3 separate regions of the Mus musculus genome follow, and regions 2 and 3 are each linked to region 1. Evidence: chromatin contacts called from ENCODE Hi-C or POLR2A ChIA-PET data. All regions are on one chromosome and are shown on one strand. Each heading gives the region's core, a stretch centred on a gene start or an enhancer-like site at or near the end of the contact. The rest is flanking DNA. Distances are from core to core; before and after follow the strand shown.

Evidence for each region. A loop is a pair of places that touch in the nucleus more often than their neighbours do. ChIA-PET counts read pairs that join two places held with the same protein, here RNA polymerase II (POLR2A).
Region 2: POLR2A ChIA-PET joins it to region 1 with 13 read pairs in Patski. The contact joins the promoter of Tmbim6 here to the enhancer-like site in region 1. POLR2A ChIA-PET finds 5 or more read pairs at or near these places in 2 of 5 experiments (Patski and embryonic stem cell).
Region 3: a map of heart shows a loop between it and region 1 (5-fold over the local background). The contact joins the promoter of Fmnl3 here to the enhancer-like site in region 1. A Hi-C loop is called at or near these places in 30 of 37 maps with a recorded cell type or tissue (CH12.LX, CH12F3, ES-E14 and 13 more). POLR2A ChIA-PET finds 5 or more read pairs at or near these places in 2 of 5 experiments (Patski and embryonic stem cell).

The regions. Positions count from the first base shown.
Region 1 is chr15:99,331,265-99,336,194 of GRCm38, forward strand. It overlaps Fmnl3 (formin-like 3), which reads right to left. Exons shown (of 27, transcript NM_011711.2): 3 at 4,424-4,504; 4 at 3,590-3,666; 5 at 723-806. Among named protein-coding and RNA genes, the nearest start is that of Gm22951, 34 kb to the right of the region's middle. Within about 2 kb of position 2,570, at least 2 of the 3 ENCODE cell types and tissues checked have a DNase peak (open chromatin) inside an H3K27ac peak, as active enhancers do; they include gastrocnemius and heart, where a contact is called at or near this core.
Region 2 is chr15:99,390,495-99,395,424 of GRCm38, forward strand. Tmbim6 (transmembrane BAX inhibitor motif containing 6) reads left to right here and starts at 2,453. Exons shown (of 10, transcript NM_026669.4): 1 at 2,453-2,546.
Region 3 is chr15:99,367,685-99,372,614 of GRCm38, forward strand. It overlaps Fmnl3 (formin-like 3), which reads right to left and starts at 2,798. Exons shown (of 27, transcript NM_011711.2): 1 at 2,493-2,798. The coding sequence starts at 2,618. It overlaps Gm22951 (a small nuclear RNA gene), which reads right to left and starts at 451; the gene lies at 345-451.

The DNA.
Region 1 (4,930 bases), core at 1,320-3,819:
GTACCTGAGGTTCCACAGATAGTGCACAACACAACTTTGACTCCAAAAGCTCTCATTCACTGCACCTCACCATGCTTGCTCTCCTGTGCTAACCAACAGCTAACTCCCTCCATATGAAAAGGATGTCTTGAAAATGCTCCCAAATACTTATTCGATCTGTTCGGGTCGAAGGTCACCACGCTCACTGGCCTTCCTCAACAATAGGCCTATAGTCACCCTCTCACATCTCAGGGCCCAAGCTGCCTCATGAAGACTCAATGTTGTTGAAATGATGAAACCCTAAGGAGCCTGTCTCCTGAGGATCCAGGCTATTTCCTGGAGGTCCTGCAGCCTGGTACTTGGATCACTTGGCTTCTGACTCCAAGCTCCCTTGCCGGACTGTTCTCTTCATGCTCCCTAGAACATGTCTTCTACTCCAGCTAACTTTCCAGTCCTTGCTGATGCCTGCTATTCCCTTGTCTTGCCTGCTCATGTCTGCAGCAACACTTGAGCTACTTCCTCCTGCTCTGGGGATGCCCATGCCCACCTTCTCTGTTGGAATCTCACTCTTCCTTTTTCTTTCCCACCCCACATTTCCCCCATGCTGGAGCCTGACACCTCAGCCTCAGCACATGGCAGGCAATGCTCTGCTGGCTTGCATTCCCAGCCCTCATCCTTCTTCTAAATAGATGGGGACTGTCTGCTTCCCAGTGAGTCCCCAACCTTTGCCCTGTGGTACTTACATGACAGAACACTGGGCAAATGACAGGTAATCCACCAGCACGTCCAGGCCTTTGTTCTCATCATTGAGAAACTCCCTCACCCACCTGCAGATACAGCAAACACAGTGGATGTAGTGTGCAAACTGGCTTGGTTTGGTGGAGGCTCTGACCCAGCAATCTAGCCCTCAATAAATTTGCTCTCTTGCATGCTACTGGAACCTACTATCAGGCTGAGAAAATCCTGAAAACCATAACCTATGACAGGCCCCTATGTGGTCATGCTGCCAGCCTGGACTTCCCAGAGGCAGGAGAATACATCACAAATGGGCTTCAGCCAGATGAGATTCTAGCCAGTCTCTCCTCTTGGGCCAGGTTATAACCCCATTATTTCCTGTGTCCCTTTGATCTGATACAATGCTAGGCATGAAGTCCTTTTCCACCATGTGCTGGAGGAATTGGGGAGGCATCCAGAGCATTCACCACTCACAGAGCTGGGCCTGGAAAAGCCTGCAAGTCCCTAGTGCCATAAATCTCAAAGAGAGCCTTACAGGGCCAGAGGGCTCACCGCTGAGTTCAATTTTGAGAAGCAATGAGCAAAGATGGTTGTGAGAGTTCTGTGTTCGGCTGGAGTGGGTCCGGCAGAACCAAAAAAGCTTAGGGAACATACACGCTCCAGTCATGGCTCTCCCAGGAAGATGGCAATGTGGAAAGGCAGGCAGGTGAGCAGACAGGAGGACAATGACCTGGGGCATTTTTGCTTTCCCTTTGGCCTATGCTAACTCTGGAATAAAAGTGAAGAGCAAACTCCCTTAGAATTGGTGGGGGGTTGTGACAGGTCTATTTCAGTGCAGAGACATTAAACCCCTCAGGATGGAAGCCTTGTTCTCCTGAGTACTCTAGTCCTCCTGAAATGTCCATGGAACTACATAGTCCAGCTGTGTCCAAACTGCCCTGCAGGGCTGTGTCTACCCCACAGCTGGAACACCAGCTCCATCCTGGCTAGCCACACCCGCAGCTGAGAGGCTGGCGCTAGAGCACCAGGCTTGGCTGATTTGCCAGCAAAGCTCCAGCTGAAGCTGACACTGGAGCTGCCTCAAGTTAGCTTCCTCTCTGGGGGCCGACAGGCCTCCCATTTCCTGTCTGTCTGCTCTCCAGCTCCCCACCCCCTTCTCATTTCCTGTCTGAGTCTACACTGCTATTTTAGGGATCCTGACACTTTGAGGGGAGGTTAAAGGGCACTTTGACAAGGCAGAAAACCAATACAAACCACAAGAGCTAGAGGGCCCTGGAATCCTACTCAGGCAGCCTCAGCCCAGAGCAAGAGACCCCATACACCGCGGGCCTCACTCCTGCAGGACCCCGTCCATCTGGCTGTAAGCAAAGCAGGATCCCCTTCTCACTTGGTCCTGGCCTCCTTCCACCCCTGACTAGCCTGACAAGCTTCCTGAAGAGAAGGATCCTGTCTCCTCATAGAACTACCCAGAGAAGCCTCAGATTAGATGGCACGGGCTTAACTCTTCCCTGGGAACCAAGGGCTGGGTCTAGACCTCAAACTTGTGAGCCAATGCTAAGAAGCCCTGGGGCCTGGAACTGTGCTAACCACAGGGGACTGTTTCTTTGTGCTCCTCTGCCAAGGAGAGCAGACCCCCCATCCTCCCACCAGTTACAGCAGGACTTAGAGAAGACGGCAAGGCCTGAGAGAGGCCCGGGGTGCTCAGGACTGCCACAGTGTCACTCTCAACCACACACAAAGCCTAAGTGATGCACTCTCCTAGTTTTCCTTCTGTGAGATTCTTAAGGGTGGGAGTGGGGACAGCAGGGTTTGGCCACACCTTTCTTGGTGGCTTTCCATGTCTGGGTCACAGATGACTGTAGTGTGGAAGCCATGCTTTGGCTACCACAGCGCAGCTCCCAACACCAGGAAGGGTCCCTTTCCTGTCCTCTCCTGTGCTGCTTCCCTTCTGAGTGCTGTTGCAGCTGGCTACATACAGATGTCCTCTCCCTCTAAAGGGGTCCAGGCACATCAGGCCTGGGGCAGACACGTAGGCTGCGCTTGACAAAAGAGGAAAAGCTGGTGATGTCAGTGGCTCTTTCCACCTTACTCTCAGAAAGCTCAGGGACGCAGGCTGGCATCTACCCAGAAACCCACTTCACCCTTCACTGCTCTCACTGAGGCACCCCTACCTGAAGTGCTGCGGTCTTAGTTCACTGTCCCTTCTGTGTGGCCACTCTTTCCAGTTGTTTCTTACTCTTGCTGGAACAGCTTCATGGGACAGAGGCGCTGTACTCTCCCTGAGCCTCAGCATCAGCCCTTAGCTTCCTCAGCAACCCCTGGTTCCCTGATCAGGCTGAAAGTCTTGCACAGACCCTGGGGCCCACTCAGCGCACTGGCAGCAATAGGATCTGTGAGCACGGGAGACAGCCAACGCCTGATCCTGTCTTACACCTCCAGTGCTTTAGGAAGCCTCTTCTGCTCATGTACAAAGATTATTTTCTTTCAAACAAATAAGTAATCTCTATACCAAAAAATCTAACTAGTCACCAATTAGTAACTAATTTCATTGTTCAATATAATACATCTCACGTCCCAACCTTTGCCAGGCCTTTCTTGGCCCAGTACCAGACCACAGGCAGACTCTGGTCTCAGCTGCTATGGGAATGTCTTCCAGTCAAAGCCACAGGACCCCAAGAGAGGCCCCAAGCTTGCCAGAAGTAACCGGTCAGCAGCTGGCAGTACAGAAGGGCAGAAAAGCCAGAAATGGCACGTCTAAAGCTCTGTGGAGCCAGATGCTATTCATGGCCGGAAGGATAAACCAAAAAAGGGGACCCAAACCTGTGTGGGAGGCAGTGTCTGGTGTCAGGGAGAGCAGATGACAAACCTGACTTACCCAATGTGATTGGTGCGAAGTGAGATCTCCAGCTCCCGTAGGACTTTAGTGGACTCCTGCACTCTCCTCCGGAACTTCTGTAAACAGGGAGCCTCTGTCACTTGATGGGCATTCCCTGCCAACCATCTTTCTTTTCCTTTTTTTTCTTTTTTTCTAAGGCAGGGTTTCTCTGTGTAGCCTTGGCTGTCCTGGAACTCACTGTGTAGATCAGGTTGGCCTCACACTCAGAGAGCTCCCTGCCTCTGCCTCCTGAGTGCTTCGATGAAAGTCATGCACCACCACGCCTGCCCCCTCTCGATTTTATTTATTTATATTTTTGTGTATGAGTGCTTTGCCTGCCTGCATGTCTATGGACCGTGTGCATGCACTGCCTAAAGGGGCCAGAAGACAACACTGGAGTTCTGGGAACTGCAGTTACAAGAGTTGTAAGACGCTGTGGATGTTAGGAACTGAGGCTGGCTCCTCTGGGAAAACAGCATGGTCTTTTAACTGCTGAGTCATCTCTCTAACCTCTTTCTCAACCCTGTCTATGTTTGAGGAGGATGTATGCAGCATCTTGCGATGTAGCTCAGGTTAGTCTGGAACCCACAATCCTCTTGCCTCAGTCTTCTAAGTGTATCACAGCCATACACTACCATACCCAGCTATCCAATTTTATACTATAAATAAAGGAGGCAGAGAAGAAAACACAGGGAGTGCAATTACAGGCTTCCCTCTAGCTCTGGACAGTCACTTTAGACCTCAAAGCCCGGATATTCAACTCCCATTAATCAAGAATCAATGTCAAGGCAAAAGGTCTGTGCCTAAACAGGGACTTTCTGTCTTGTACTTTACCTTCCGTGTTACATTGGGGTCCAAGAAGCTCTGGAGTTTCTGGATATAGGTGTGGGGAGGATTCTTTACTTGAAATCTTTCCTGAAAGGAAAACGCACATGTATGCACACAGAAACACAATGTTCATGGAGGGTGCTAAGGAAGGAGGATGCCTACACTGCTCAATTTGAGGGAACTCAGCCTCTAGTTGTCCCTTGGCACCATCCAAACCCTAAGTTCCCTTCCTTGACGATCCTTACGCATGTCCTAACTGCGGCTGTAGTCTCCTCTTCCGCTCAGTGCTCTCTAACACCTAAAGTGCTTTATGTCAGAAGCTATTTTAAGAGTCTACCACTTGCTAAGATGCAGGACTACAGAGCTGTGATTAGTACCTAAAGCAAATACGTGATTGGCTAACTGACAGGAAAGCCACAGGGAGGGAGCTTTGCCTCAAAGAATCTAGTTTTTGTGGCTCTAAACTCTGTAGCTGCGGCTCAACTAGTTTTGCTGTGTTGCTGACGCTCAGAG
Region 2 (4,930 bases), core at 1,203-3,702, 59 kb after region 1:
ATTTGCTTTTTGTGCATTGGTATTCTGCCTGCATGCATGTGTAGCTTGTCCCTTGCTAAGTTGTGGTTTCCTCTCTTCCCTGTTTATCCTCCCTCATGACCCCCTCACTCACTAAGAGAGGAAAACGGATGGAGAGGAAAGGAGGCCATGTTATCGCTAGACTACTTCCTGCTGATTAGGGGGGGTCGAGTTTCTGGGGACAAGTTTGATCTTCGCTGTCAAGATTATCTAATTTCTTCTCCTTTCTTCTTTGGTAATGACTACTTAACAAACCCCAACCAACAACAAATAACAACCCACCCCACCTTTCAAGGCTCTGGCATTTTTATGTCCTCTGAAAAGTCCTCAGAATTCCAAATGTCACACAATTTGTAAAAACTATCTGCAGCTGGCAAAATCATGATCCTGCCAGAGCAGGAGGTAAATCCTAGTCAGATGCTGTGGACAGTCTAAAGCAGCCCCATACCCCACACCTGGGACTAAAATAAAACACAGTCTTATAATATGTCTGTGGTTTAAAGGAAGCAGAAATGCCAAGATGATCACTGCGTGTATGTCTGTGTGAGGGATGTTGGATCCCCTGAACTGCAGTTACAGATAGTTGAGTTATCAAGCAGATGCTGGGAATTGAACTCAGTTTTTCTGGAAGAGTAATCAGTGCTTTCAACTGCTGAACCATCTCTTTTCCCTTTTATTTCATTTTCTCTTACGGTTTTTTTTTTTTTTTTTTTTTTTTTTTTTTTTGAGACAGAGCCTCACACCATACAGACCAAAAGGGCCTCATACTCAGAGACCTGCCTCCCTCCCTCTCCTAAATACTGGGTTTAAGGGCCTATGCCAATACCTGGCAGGTTTTTTAAAACGTGTTAATTTTAACTTACATAAGGTGGTTCCCCACTCCCCACCTCCCTTAGTTCCCCAGTTGGAGCATAACCTGTGCAAGAGTTCCCAGTTGGGAAAAACTAATCAAAAACGATGTCCTTAGTTCAGACTGTCCAGAAACTTCAGATCCTCTAGCCTCCACCTCCAGAGTGCAGGCTTACTTGGTCCCCCCCCCCCCCATCTCCATCTCCACCTCCACCTCCACCTCCACCTCCTCCCATTCGATCCCCTCCTCCTCCTCTCTGTCTCTAGTGTCTCTGTCTCTGATCTGCCCAACCCCCAACCCCGTTTCTCCGTGCTTTCTCTGGGTATTTCTGGCTGTTCTGGAACTCGTTCTATAGACCAGGCTGCTCTCAGACCAGCGATCTGCTCGCCTCTACCTCCTGAGTGTGTAGTAGGTAAAAGTTACCTTGGCCCAAACCATGGTCAGCCCTAAGGGCTTTGCTGGAAGCAGAACTGAGAGGCTCAGATGGTCTTCCACCTTTCCTCTACACACTCCTCAGGCTGCCTCACTCTGGAGTCCTTCAGGGCCCTAATTCAGCATGCAGCCCTCAACTACCCAGGATCCAGCTGGAACCCATTCTATACTTGTGATTTCAGACAGTACTAATGAGTTGTGAAATTGATTTTTAAAAGCATAGGCCACAAAAAATAAAAATAAGAAAATAAAGGCTCCTGGTTTTTGGTTTTTTTCTCTCTTTTAAAATTAGCTTCACAGCTCCTTCCAACTAGGTTATGCTCCAACTAGGGAACACGCCCTAAGGGACGTGGCGAGCCAGGGAACCACCTGCTCTTTGACCGCCCTTGGCCAGGTCTCTAAAGAGCTGGTTAGGATTGCAAGACCAGGTCTTTGAGGCCGTTACACCTGACTTGCAGGGCCTTGGGTAACTACCAAAAACCACTCACTTCCATGCAGGTGGTTGTGGTCTCTGTAGCCAGTTTGCTTGGGGCTCCTGAGCTACCGGGTAGCCTCAGACCCTCCAGGCTGGGGTCCCTGGGTCCCTGTAGAATGGCTGGCCCTTCAAAGGTGCTCTGAAGCGTAAGCGCCATTATATTCAATGTTAAAAGGTCTCGAGAAAGCCGGGTGTCGGTGGCGTATGTCTTTAATCCCAGCACTTAAGAGACTGGTCTACAGAGTGAGTTCCAGGAAGGCCAGGACAGAGAAACCCTGTCTCAAAAAACAAAACAGAGATCCCAGGGAGAGCTGCCTCGCTTTCCTTCATTACCATCCCATGAGAGGCTTAAAACCAGCATCTTGGGACATTTTAGTGTCATGGGTGGGTGGTCTCACATGACAACGGTCTAAGCCTGACACGCCCCATTTCACTTTTCCTACTCCATGGGTCTGAAGCCCGACGTCCATCCTTCCTATGTAGGGGGAAGAAGGCGGAGGCCTATTGCTAAGGTGCGGGTTGGTGGCTACAGTCTTGATTGACAGGGGTATTAGCCAATGACTCTGACGAAAGCGGCTGCTGTTTATGAACGTGCAGATAACGGACAGGAGCAGTGCAGCCGGGGGCCAATGAGAACTCGCCTGGGCAGGTCTGAGGGCGGGGTTTCCCTAGGGGGCGGGTGTGGGTAGACTTCCAGCGCCAACCCCCGGAGACTCAGAGCACATCCGGTTTTAGCAGAGCAGGGAAGCTCCGGAGAGGTGGGCTGAGAAGGTACGTGCGAAACTAGGATCGGGCAAACCCGGAGTGAGGGATAGGGAGGGAGCAAGCGCGGGAGAGGGTAGTAGCTTCCGTTTTCGGACGGATCAGCTCCTTAGGCAACCCGGCCTGTTCTGCGTCGAGATCGAAGGAAAGCTGGGCGGGGAGGGACGCGGAGGAACTAATGCCGCGCATGCGCAGCAGCGCCGGCGGGGGCGAGTCTGCGGGGTCTCCCGGGCAGTTGGACCTGTGTCTGTGGCGAAGGCAGGCCTCTTAGCGACCCTCGCTTGCGTCCCTTCCACCCTCAGCCGAGTTCAGGGCTTGAATTCGGGACGGGTCCCCCACCCCTGACTTTGAGGTAAACGAAAGAGAAAGCTGTGTCGTTGTGGTCACCCCGCCCCACCCTGCGATCGCCTCTCGGCTGTTCCTTCTCGGGTTCCTCTGCCTCGCCTGGGTGAGCCGTCGGGGTTGGGGACTTGAGGTAGGCCTGGTTATAAGGCTGCCCTGTCACGGCGGGCCAGGTGATGTCACACTTCTTTATGACACTCGAGATTCCTTAGTTACTTAGAAGCCAATGGTAGAGGCCGAGGTGAGAAGCCCCGGGCTTAGCCTGGCTCCCCAGGCCCACGGAGCAGCCCCACTCTGATCTGATTGGTTGCCTCTGGACAGGTGAGGTGGCCTTGATTGCTTCGTCCTGAACCCTGGGTGAGTTCCAGAGTCTGCCCCGGAAGGGCGGCGATGGGTACTGTTTTTCTTGGACTGACTGATAAGTAGGCTTTGGCTTGCCTGCCTTCGTTTCTTTCCTTTTCTTTTTTTTTAAACAACAAAAACAAAAACAAGTTGTCTGGTGCCAGGCCAGGTTGCTTTGCCTGTCCAACCAGGCTTGTGTTGGCCAAACAACAAAACCACTTTGAACTTGAGACTCTCCAGTTACACAAACTACCTGTGAATGTGTAACACTTCGGACGAGCTGACTGCCTGAAACACAGACAGGAATTTGAAGGCTGAAGGTCAATGCCAGACTTTGTAGTTACTTATTAATATTTGTATGTGGTTTACCTTGTGGCTGTATGGGTATCTTAAGAGAGAGGTATGATTCAGGAAGTCCCTGAATTGCCCAATCACGTTTTCATGCCTTCTGCTAACACACTTAAGTCAGTAGTTGCTACATTTATTTTCTTTGGTGTTTCTTTATTGTCTAATTTGTTTTCTGCTTTGACTTGAACAAGTGGACATTTAGATTCCCCTCAGTTTTCCCCTAGTAGAGAGTGTCTGGAGTCCTTGAGAAACACAGCCTGTAACTTAGATCCACTTTTCCACTTCCATTATTCATCATGGGGAAATCAGGTTGCGCCCCTGGGTCCTGCTCTCCCTCTGTCCATCTGAATGAAGCCCTGCTTTCCTAACGACTAGGAAGGGGAGACATTAATTCGGATACTTAGCCTTTCCAGTTTTTCCTCCTTGTTACAGATAAAATTCGTGGTCTTGGTAGAAATGCTAAAAAATACATTGTGGGAGGAACCGACATATGTGCTGCGGAGTTAGGGAACTGCCTTATTGAAAGTGTGTTTTCCTGTTGTGGGTGAAATGGAAAGGTCAGGAGACCTGAAGCTGGTTCGGTTCTGGCCCCCCCCCCCCCCCCCCCCCCCCCCCCCCCCGCTTTAACTTTGTGATGTTGGTCAGATCAGTACTACTGTCGGGTTAGCACCCTGCAGTGGAGCCATCTACGTGTTTGTTATTGTCAGTAGAACTGGTATTAATCATATGTTAGAGTTAAAGAGAGGAGTGAGATTGAATAAAACTATTTTCTCACAGTTATGTGGTAGAAAAGGCAGGATTTGAAACTCCAGATCTGGGTCTGTTACCACTGTTACACTCCCTTTAAGAAAGAGAAAAACCTTTCATGTGCGACTCTTTCCTCTTGGACTTAATGTGAAGCTAATGTTGTTGTATCTTGGTGTATACATTTAACATCTAAACTAGCAAGTCAGGCAGTTTACACATTTAATTAAATAGTAGGCTGTGAGTTACCTGCCCCCTTCTGTCTTGTTAATTCAGCCATCTTGAACCCTATCCCTAGACATCCAGAAGGGATCAGATTGGTCCTTATCATCGGCGCTAATGCACTGACTTGAAGAGTTTCATTTTATTTCATAAACTACCCAAGGGTATTAATCTCCCTCGGGGGAACCAGCCACTCACGTTCTCCCTTCTACGTGCTGGTCCTGTGACTTGGCTGTAGGCTCCAGTACAGATGCCTTCTGGTTCATCCTCTTTTGTTCCCGGAGACTTTCTAACCAGATTTCATGGTAGTACACGTTTCCTGAATACAGCAGTCAAGACTAGAGAGAAGGGATTGCATCTGAGTAGGATCTGCTGGGCTGGCCGAGGAAGGGTGA
Region 3 (4,930 bases), core at 1,548-4,047, 37 kb after region 1:
TAAGAAACAATGTATAACCTATAATTGATCAGGTTCAATGTAAAGTTTCTATCCTAAGAAAATTATACAGCAAAAGGCTATTCACCACCACAGCTTTTTTTTTTAATTAGATATTCTCTTTTTTGTTTGTTTGTTTGTTTGTTTTTGTTTTTGTTTTTCGAGACAGGGTTTCTCTGTGTAGCCCTGGCTGTCCTGGAACTCACTCTGTAGAGCAGGCTGGCCTCGAACTCAGAAATCTGCCTGCCTCTGCCTCCCAAGTGCTGGGATTAAAAGCGTGTGCCACCACACCTGGCTAGATATTTTCTTTATTTACATTTCAAATGCTATCCCGAAAGTTCCCTATAAAAATTATGGAACGCTTCACGAATTTGCGTGTCATCCTTGCACAGAAGCCATGCTAATCTTCTCTGTATCGTTCCAATTTTAGTATATGTGCTGCTGAAGGGAGCACTCACCACAGCTTTGTTCATGGCTGCAGTGATAATTCCTGGTAGGACTGTGAGAACTGAAGTGTGTAACCTACATCAGCACTGGATAGGTGCTCTCTGTAAGCTACAAGCTGCTCCTTTGTTGCCTCTTCTGTTCCCACTTTGTCAGCTCCAATGTAACCGATTGCTTTAGGGAAAAGCCAGGGGGTACAGAGCGAGATTCTGGTCTCTGGTTTAGGATATGGACTTTCAACTTTCCCTCAGCCTCTGTTCAGGTGGTTGTCACTAAGTTACTACTGAATCCCTCCAGCTCCACTCTCCTACAATGTTGGTAATGACAGCGCTTCCCACCCGGGACTGTGCTACAGATTTCATGAGCGTCGAAATCAAAGATTTGGCAGAGTCTGCTGCGCACTGTATGCTCAGTAAATGTTAACTGAAGTTTATCTCAACAGTGACTCAGATCTGAGATCACCTGTATTCCCCAAAAGGAGTTTGAGGTGCAGAAATCTGAGGAAGGCAATTATCCTATGCTATACACCTGGTCACAGGATATGCCTGCTCCTGTCAGATGAAGGTTTTCCAAACCCCACTGTATTTACAGAGCCCCACCCCCTACACTCCTCCGGAAAACACTCTGACTGGGAAAGTTGTATCACCGCTGAGTCAAGACCACAGACTCCTGGCTTTCTGGTACAGACACATGATCTGATCCACAAAGACCTAGGCAGAGCTTGGAGAGCTTGAGGTGATTTACACAGAACATTGATTCCAGGAGTCCTAACCCAGCCCTGTGCCTTAAACCAGGGACTCTATGGAGGTGGTGCAGATACATCACAGGTGTGCAAGCATACTGATTTTTTTTTTTTCCTCCTTCTTCCTTGGGGCAGCTGAAGGTCATAATTGATCCCCTCCGGGTGTGCCCTGATATTAAGCGCCTGCCAGGGGCCATCCTTTCTTGCTTCCCCTGACACACCTCTGTGGAACATCCTGGACTCTCTCTGAGTCCAAGTTGGTGCCATTGAGATGATGATGTGAGGCTCCCCACATTGCAGAGGCCAGGATCTCTAGACAGCTCCACTGCTGCCAACAGATCTAATCTCCCTCTTCCAAGGCAGATGAAATCCAATAAGGCTGCTAAGTCTACAACTTATCCCTCCTCACGGGCAAAGTCAGTCCTTCAGACCGTACCAACAATACACCAGAATTATTACTATCTCCTAATAGCTCTTTGGGGGAAGAAGTGAAAGCTATTTCCCCAAGTTTTTCAGATTTATCTGTTAGCGTTATGTTCATTTTTTTTTTAAAGCTTCATGTTGAACATGGTCCAGCTTCCTCTCAGTGATACCTGCTACTAACCTCTCTATTCAGAGTCACTCACATCAACGTCCAAGCCCCAGGGCAAAGGAGAATCAGTTCGTCTTTAGAAACCATCCCTTTTGAAACCACAGAAGGACTACAAAGAACCACAAGCAACGGTACACGAACCAGTCACCAAAGTTTAACATGAAACGAGGGAGGATAAAAAACCAGGCGGGATGGTTTGTGTATTGTTTCAATTGGGGGGAAAAAACTGTCTAGTCAAATGGCTTATCCACATGTTCAGCCTAGGCAAATCCACTATAACTTAGCAGGATGCCTGCAGGCGGTCCTGAAATAAGTAGAATGGCATCGCTTCTTATCCCACCCCCCACCCCCATGGGCAGCCAGCCCCTTCTCCAATCCCCCCTTTTCCTCCCCGAAACATCTGGTCTGAACGCGAGACCCGCTCTCATGAAGGAGGAAAAATGCCTGATTTTGGCTGGGGACCCAACAGCTTCCGAAACCGTCCCACCAGCGAGGTCCCGGGAATGGAATTCCGGCAGCGGACCGGGAAGTCTGAGGGAAGTGGGGAGGGAGGAGTCTGGACCTCGGGCAGGTCCCGGGCTTGGGGACCCCTCCTCCCCGACCCCCGACGGGCCGCTCCGAGCTGCCGGCCGGGCCAGGCGTTGACGGGGCTGCGGGGGTGGGCGGGACCCGGCGGGGGCTGTGGGGGCGGCGGGAAGGCAGCAGCGCCGGTCTCACCAGCACTAGGGCGAATCTCTCTTCCAGCTCGCACGGCTCGGGCATCGGCGTCTTGCCGGGCGGCAGCAGCAGCGGGACGGAGGGCGGCTCGCCCGGGCCACCGTCGGTGCTCTCCAGGTTGCCCATCGCGGCGGGGCCTCCTCCGGGCCTCAGCCCTCCACCTCCTCGCCAGGGCCCTCAGCCGCTCCGACCTGGCTCCTCCCTCAGCGCCCGCTCCCCAGGCCCGATTCCTCCGCCCCTCAGGGGGCGCCTCGCAGTCCGGCGGGCGGCGGCGAAGCGCTCGACGCGCTGAAGCGCGCCTTATTCATGCAGGCCACGCCCACCGCCCACCGCCCCGCCCGCGCCTAACTGACAGCCGCGCCTCCCAATCACAGAGCCTCCCGCCCTCGGCGGCCTCGCGCCTGGCTGCGAGCGCGCCCTGGTGGCCCTTGGTGGGCATCCAATCGCTGTGTTTGTTGGAGGATGTAGCCACAGAGCGCGGACTGCAAAGTTAACTGGGAACACTAGGGAGACCACCATCTGTGACTCAGGTCTGTTCATTCCAGCACTGGAGAGGCTGCGGCTGAAGGACTGCTTGATTGGAGACCAGCCTGAGCTACATAGCAAGACTGTCTCAGAAAAAAAGCAACTTATCGTGAGAGCCATGTATATAACCCCGGAGAAGTCACACCACCACCTTCTGAGCTTTTGTCGACTGGAGGGAGAAATTTGCGCTTGAAAGAATGATTGAAATTAGCCGGGCGTGGTGGCGCACGCCTTTAATCCCAGCACTTGGGAGGCAGAGGCAGGTGGATTTCTGAGTTCGAGGCCAGCCTGGTCTACAAAGTGAGTTCCAGGACAGCCAGGACTATACAGAGAAACCCTGTCTCGAAAAACCAAAAAAAAAAAAAAAAAAAAAAAAGAATGATTGAAATTATTCCTGTGAGGGCTGGAGATGGCTCTGCTGTTAAGAGCAATGGCTGTCCCTCTGGAGGACCTGAGTTCCATTCCAAGCAACTACAGAGCTGCTCACAACTGTCTGTAACTCCCATTTCCAAAGGATCCGCGACACCTTCACACGTGTGATACGTAGGAAAAACACCTAGAAAATGCACGTTTTTAAAAAGGTGATTGCTGTGACCTAATGTCCATTTCGGCCTGGCTCACAGAGGATTTTATTATCCAAGGATGGTATCTCTTTTTCTGGAGCCTTACACAGACTTCTCCAGGTCTCAAGTTCCTGTACAATGCAAACAGTAAACCATACAAACAGCATATCAGAGAACAGAGGTTAGACTGTGGAAGTAAATGCCTTGGATTTGGTAGAAAGCGATCTGTTAGGTCCTTCCGCTGCTCACAGCCCTCCAGCTCTGATGGAACCGAAGACTGCTGGCTCACCACTAGACTCTGCTGCACGCCACACTGTGGCAATGCCTGCTTTCTGGAGAGGTCATGCATGCCCTTCCCTGGACTTGGCTTTAGGAAGGATGGGATTCCATCCAAAAGAGACTCGGGAGGGAGATATATTTGACACAGACATCCAGGGAGGGGAAAGGCTTCTTCCTGACAGACAGAGACAGGTGAAAGAGGCATTTAGAATAAGACCTTATCAACTGGTATGAAAATAGGAGAACAACTCTGCTCTGGCTTGTCATTACTAACAAGGTGATGGGCTTCTGTCATTTCTGTCAGCCTTTATCCCTCTTCTTCTGGTGATAGAGAAGTTCTCTTTTAGAGAACCACTAGATTCTGTTTTTGGCTGAAGTGCAGCTGGACTTTGCTCCTATCAAGGAGCAGGACTTGGCCCAAGACTGCCCAATGTTAGAGACTGTAGGACTAGTCAAGGCTGTAAAGGAAGAGTCAGGAAAGAGGCTCTCTGTTCCTGGAGCTTGAGAATTGTTAACCCATAAACCTACAGCTATTCTTGCTTACCTTGCCATCACGTCAAGCCCAACCTGCCTGAGAATGAAGCTAGTACATGGAGAACAGCTGCGAGGGTAACACAGACTCCAGATGACTGGAAACCAGATCCAACCGCTCAAGTTGTCACCCAAATGTTTTAGTCATTCATTCAACAAACGCTTTTTTGAAAAGATTATTATATGTCAGATGCTTTTCTGAGCATTGAAGATACATATGTGAGCAAAAAGAGCACACTTGTTTATCATGAATACTCAAGTAACATGGAGCATAAATAGAAATTTGACGGGAAGCGTGCCTTCTTCATCCCTGTGTGGTACCTCTTCTAATATTGACAAATCAGCCAAACATATAGCTTCCTCTTTTCCTTCTCCACGATCCTAAACATATACTTGCCCAACTTTAAAAATAAACTGTGGTGGTGCACGCCTTTAATCCCAGTACTTGGGAGGCAGAGGCAGGTGGATTTCTGAGTTCGAGGCCAGCCTGGTCTACAGAGTGAGTTCCAGGACAGCCAGGACTATACAGAGAAACCATGT